Linked DNA regions of Homo sapiens: region 1 is linked to region 2. A link is an interaction called in ENCODE POLR2A ChIA-PET data of the cell type or tissue named here. Cell type or tissue: A673. All regions are shown on one strand. Links, peaks and the distances in the headings refer to the core of each region. The heading gives the core; the rest is flanking DNA. Region 1 overlaps DAG1 (dystroglycan 1). Region 2 holds the start of CIMIP7 (ciliary microtubule inner protein 7).

Region 1 (2,907 bases), core at 176-2,675, 300 kb before region 2:
CCTAAAATGCTGGGATTACAGGCATAAACCACCACATCCAGTCCAAATCATTATTTCAACTGGCAGCTAACTACTTAAAGGTCTTATTTTGTAAATAAAACATTTATTTTATGTATTGTTATGTATCTGTCCAGTGAATCTTAAATCAAAAGTTCTGTGGTCTTAAGAATAGACTTGGAGCCAGGCGGGGTACGGTGGCTCACGCCTGTAATCCCAGCACTTTAGGAGGCCAAGGCAGGCAGATCACAAGGCCAGGAGTTCGAGAACAGCCTGACCAACATGGTGAAACCCTGTCTCTACTAAAAATACAAAAATTAGCTGGGCTTGGTGGCCCATGCCTATAATCCCAGTTATTCAGGAGGCTGAGGCAGAAGAATTGCTTGAACCCGGGAGGCAGAGGTCGCAGGGAGCCGAGATCTCACCACTGCACTCCAGCCTGGGCAACAAAGTGAGACTCCGTCTCAAAAAAAAAAAAAAGAATAGACTTGGGGCCAGGCGAGGCAGCTCACGCCTGTAATCCCAGTACTCTGGGAGGCCAAGGCGGGAGGATCACTTGAGGTCAGGAGTTTGAGACCAGACTGGCCAATGTGGCGAAACCCCGTCTCTACTAAAAATACAAAAATAGCAGGACAGGCCGGGCGCGGTGGCTCACGCCTGTAATCCTAGCACTTTGGGAGGCCGACGCGGGCGGATCACGAGGTCAGGAGATCGAGACCATCCTGACTAACACAGTGAAACCACATCTCTACTAAAAATACAAAAAATTAGCCAGGCGTGTTGGCGGACGCCTGCAGTCCCAGCTACTTGGGAGGCTGAGGCAGGAGAATGGCGTGAACCCGGGAGGCAGAGCTTGCAGTGAGCAAGATCGCGCCACTGCACTCCAGCCTGGGCAACATAGCAAGACTCCGTCTCAAAAAAAAGAAAAAAAAAATAGCAGGACATAGTGGCAGGTGCCTATGATCCCTGCTACTTGGGAGGCTGAGGCAGGAGAACTGCTTGACCCAGGAGGCAGAGGCTGCAGTGAGCCAAAAACACGCCACTGCATTCCAACCTGGGCGAAAGAATGAGACTCTGTCTCAAAAAAAAAAAAAACAACTTGGCTGGGAGCGGTGGCTCATACCTGTAATCCCAGCATTTCGGGAGGCTGAGGCAGGAGGATCACTTAAACCCAGGAGTTTGAGACCAGCCCCGGCAACATAGTGGGACCCCATCTCTATTAAAAATAGAAAAAAATGCCAGGCGTGGTGGCTCACGCCTGTACTTTGGAAGGCTGAGGCAGGCGGACCACCTGGGTCAGGAGTTCGAGACCAGCCTGGCCAACATGGCGAAACCTGTCTCTACTAAAGTACAAAAATTAGCCAGGCGTAGTAGTGCGCGCCTGTAGTCCCAGCTACTCAGGGAGATTGTGGCAGGAAAATCGCTTGAACCTGGGAGGCAGAAGTTGCAGTGAGCCAAGATCGTGCCACTGCACTCCAACCAAGACAACAGAGTGAGACTCCGTCTCAAAAAAAAAAAAAAAAAAAAAAAGAATTTAGGAGTAGGCCAGGTTGTGGCTCATGTCTGTAATCCCAGCACTTTGGGAGGCTGAGAAGGGCAGATAGCTTGCACTGATGAGTTTGAGACCAGCCTGGGCAACATGGTGAAACCCCATCTCTACAAAAAAATACAAAATTAGGCCAGCATGGTAGCCTGCACCTGCAGTCTCAGCTACTCGGGAGGCTAAGGCAGGAAGATCGCTCAAGCTTGGGAGGCGGAGGTGGCAATAAGCCAAGATCTCATCACTGCACTCCAACCTAGGTGACAGAGCAAGACCCTGTCCCAAAAAAAAAAAATAAAAGAATAAAAAAATTAGGAATAAAGAGGCATGATTTCTGTCAATTACTCATAGATGGTTCAGAAAAAAAGGTATAGATAGAAAAGAGAATGACAGAGCAAACACAGCAAAATGCAAACAAATGGTGACTCTAGATGGAGTATTTGGGAGTTTCTTGAATTATTCTTGCAATTTTTCTGTAAATTTAAAGTTATATAAAAAAAAAAAACTTTTTTTTTTTTGAGACAGAGTCTCACTCTGTCGCCCAGGCTAGAGGGCAGTGGCGCGATCTCGGCTCACTGCAAGCTCCACCTCCCGGGTCCACATCATTCTCCTGCCTCAGCCGCCCAAGTAGCTGGGACTACAGGTACCTGCCACCACACCTCAGTAATTTTTTCTATTTTTAGTAGAGACGGGGTTTCACCGTGTTAGCCAGGATAGTCTCGATCTCCTGACCTCGTGATCCGTCTGCCTCGGCCTCCCAAAGTGCTGGGATTACAGGCGTAAGCCACCGCGCCCAGCCAAAATGGAAAAAAACAAGTGGTAAGAGAAAGGAACACGGGTCATGGTCCAAGCCCCCTCTCAGGACGTCCATGCCAAAGCAGGTGTATGTACCAACAATTGTGAAGCAGTCAGCAGGTAAGCTCTGTAATCTGTGACAGCTATATAACCCTCCCCCTACCCCACCCCACTTACCTCAAACCCCAGCGCTTTGTCCAGTAGGAATCTGGATTCCAGGCACTAATCCCCCAGACAGCATGATTCAAAACACATACCCCACCAGGTCCCAAGCCCTCCCAAGTTTACGAAGGGAAGTGAGGATACTTTAAAAGCATTTTCCTCTAGAAACATTACAAACACAAAATATACAAAAAAAGGATTTTGTTTTAAAAGTGACTTGGGTTATAATGGAAGAAAATGTCACACTAGGGCCCAAAATTACTACATTGAGCTATGTTTTCTTAAGATTAAAAATAGATTCTATCTTCCCTTCCCAGGAACCTTCCCTCCTAGAGGAAAAAAAACCCAAATCAGATCATTACCAAGTTAAGAGGTCCCAGAGCTAAGGGCAAAATGTGGGCACGCTGCATCCA
Region 2 (2,907 bases), core at 241-2,740:
GTGGTGGGCACCTGTAGTCCCAGCTACTCAGGAGGCTGAGGCAGGAGAATGGTGTGAGCCCGGGAGGCGGAGCTTGCAGTGAGCCGAGATCACACCACTGCACTCCAGCCTGGGCAACAGAGCAAGCCTCCGTCTCAAATATATATATATATATATATATATATACACTTTGTACTTTTTTTTTTTTTTGAGATAGAGTTTCCCTCTCATTGCCTAGACTGGAGTGTAATGGCACGATCTCGACTCACTGCAACCTCTGCCTCCTGGGTTGAAGCAATTCTCCTGCCTCAGCCTCCTGAGTAGCTGGGATTACAGGTGCCTGCCACCGCACCTGGCTAATTTTTCCATTTTTAGTAGAGATGGGGTTTCACCATGTTGGCCAGGCTGGTCTTGAATTCCTGACCTCATGATCTGCCTGCCTCAGCCTCCCAAAGTGCTGGGGCTACAGACGTGAGCCACGGCACCCAGTCTGACTCAACTTCTTTTTTTTTTTTTTGAGATGGATTCTCACTCCGTCACCCAGGCTGGAGTACAGTGGCACAATCTCGGCTCACTGCAACCTCTGCCTCCCGGGTTCAAGCGATTCTTCTGCCTCAGGCTCCTGAGTAGCTGGGACTACAGGCATGCGCCACCATGCCTGGCTAATTTTTGTATTTTAAGTAGAGACGGGGTTTCACCATGTTGGCCAGGCTGGTCTCGAACTGCTAACCTCGTGATCCACCCACCTTGGCCTCCCAGAATGCTGGGATTACAGGCGTGAGCCACTGCACCTGGCCTTTTTTTTTTTTTTTTTTTTTTTTTTGGTAGAGTCTCGCTTTGTCGCCAGGCTGGAGTGCAATGGTGTGATCTCTTCCTCCTTGGCCTCCCAAGTAGCGTAGCTGGGACTACAGGCGCCACCACACCCAGCTAATTTTTGTATTTTTAGTAGAAATGGGGTTTCACCATGTTGGCCAGGCTGGTCTTGATCTCTTGACCTTGTGATCCGCCCGCCTCAGCCTCCCAAAGTGCTGGGATTACAGGCGTGAGCTACCGCTCCCGGCCAACTCAACATCTTTACGGTTTTTGTTTTGTTTTCTTTTGTTTTTGAGATGGGGGTCTCATTCTGTCACCCAGGCTGGAGTACAGTGGTGCAATCTCCATTTACTGCAGTCTCCACTTCCCGGGCTCAAGTGATCCTCCCTCCTCAGCCTCCCAAGTAGCTGGGACCGCAGGCGTGTGCCACCACACCCAGTTAATTTTTTGTATATTTGGTAGAGACAGAGTTTCACCATGTTGCCTAGGCTGGTCTCAAACTCCTGAGCTCAAACATTCTGCCCACTTCAACCTCCCAAAGTGCTGGGATTACAGACGTGAGTGACCGCACCTGGCCAACATTTTTAAGATTTACCTCTGTGGATTCTAATATCTGTAGCCCATTTATAGTAACGCTAGTAATTTCATTGTGTGACTATAGCCCAATTTTCTTATTGTCCCGTTGGTCAACACTTGGGTTGCTTACAGTTTTTCCTTTGTATAGATGCTACAGTGAATATTCATTCATTCATTCATTCATTCATTTATTGAGATGGGGTCTCATTCTGTCACCCAGGCTGGAGTGCAGTGATGTGATTATAGCTCACTTCAGCCTCAATCTCCTCAGGCTCAGGCAATCCTCCCACTTCAGTCCCCCAAATAGCTGGAACTACAGGTATATGCCACCACACCCAGCTGATTTTTGTATTTTTTGTAGAGACCAGGTTAGCCATTTTGCCCAGACTGGTCTGGAACTCCTGGGCTCAAGCGATTTGCCCACCTCGGCCTCCCAAACTGCTAGGATTACAGTTGTGAACCACCAAGCCCAGGCCAATGAACCTTTTAATACCTGTGAGTTCGCATGAGAGGGGCTCTCCAGGGTGACTACACTGGGGCAGACATTCTGGATATTAGGGCTTGTGCCATTGACACTAGCAGGGTCTTGGGTGTTTTACTGGCACATGTTTAGAGGCTGATTGTCAATTTCTTTTGGTTGTTAAAGGGGGTGAACTGTTCAAGTCCCTCTTTTACAAATAAGAGAGAATTCAGTCAAAAATTTGTCAAAGGGTAGCTCAGAATGGAACCATAATGTCAAATCTTTGCATGTTCCTTCTTCTGTTCTGTTATGCCCTATTCCTTTACTTGGCCCTTGTAACATTTCACCTGTCATGATTAGCATTCCTGGTCACCACAAACTCCTAAGAGATAAATTGTTAGAGCCTATTCTGAAGCAGTAATTTTATCCTAAAAGCCACCAACCTCTTTAACATTTCTTCTGACTCCATGAAATGCTTTCTAAATTTATATTCCTGGCAGTATGGATGCATAGGTTTTTAAATGCAGGATTTGCCTGCATTTAAAATGTTCTTTGAATATTTCATTGGCTGCGAATCCATTAGACTCTACCATGGAGCCCTGTGTGTTTCTATATATAAGGGCTCTTCAGGCTGTTAATGCCAAGGGGCAGGTTTTTCTCACAGAGAAGAACTAGGGCAGCAAGGACAAAGGGGCAACAGGTCATGTACTGTCTCAACAAACAGCAGCAGCATTGTGCAGTCACAACCTTCCCTTGTCACTAAGCAACAAAAAATTGACCTCCAGAGATTCTCTTTCCTGAAGATACCCTCCAAAAGACAAGAGGAAAGTTTGCCTTTTCTGCTCCCTTCTTGGAAAGATGCAAAGTGCTTTAGTAGGCTCCTGGGTAAGAGTGCACTTTATGTTAATCCTGGCCCCTGGCCCTCTGGTTGTACCTGAAATCTGACTGAGTCATGCCGGTGAAGTGAAAAGGTTTTCATTTGGCATCCAACCTGGAATAGGACCCTGAGCCGCCCACTTCCTCTCCACCATCTTGAGGTCACCCCTGGAGGCTGCCTAGTCTTCCTAACACTTTGCCCC

What was found. Peaks named below come from ENCODE experiments on the same cell type or tissue, not always from the same donor. Only the 100,000 strongest peaks of a DNase experiment are listed, where the experiment ranks them.
Region 1: POLR2A ChIA-PET joins it to region 2 with 11 read pairs; 3 of 35 experiments call an interaction of 5 or more read pairs at or near these places.

The regions. Positions count from the first base shown.
Region 1 is chr3:49,489,501-49,492,407 of GRCh38, reverse strand. All of the region lies in intron 1 of DAG1 (dystroglycan 1), which reads right to left. Among named protein-coding and RNA genes, the nearest start is that of DAG1, 21 kb to the right of the region's middle. In A673, for the core only: no CTCF peak of the experiment used is centred there; no DNase peak of the experiment used is centred there.
Region 2 is chr3:49,191,551-49,194,457 of GRCh38, reverse strand. It overlaps CIMIP7 (ciliary microtubule inner protein 7), which reads left to right and starts at 2,600. Exons shown (of 4, transcript NM_001080528.3): 1 at 2,600-2,713. The coding sequence starts at 2,687. It also overlaps a transcript of IHO1 not described here. RefSeq lists a silencer at 1,573-1,756. In A673, for the core only: no CTCF peak of the experiment used is centred there; no DNase peak of the experiment used is centred there.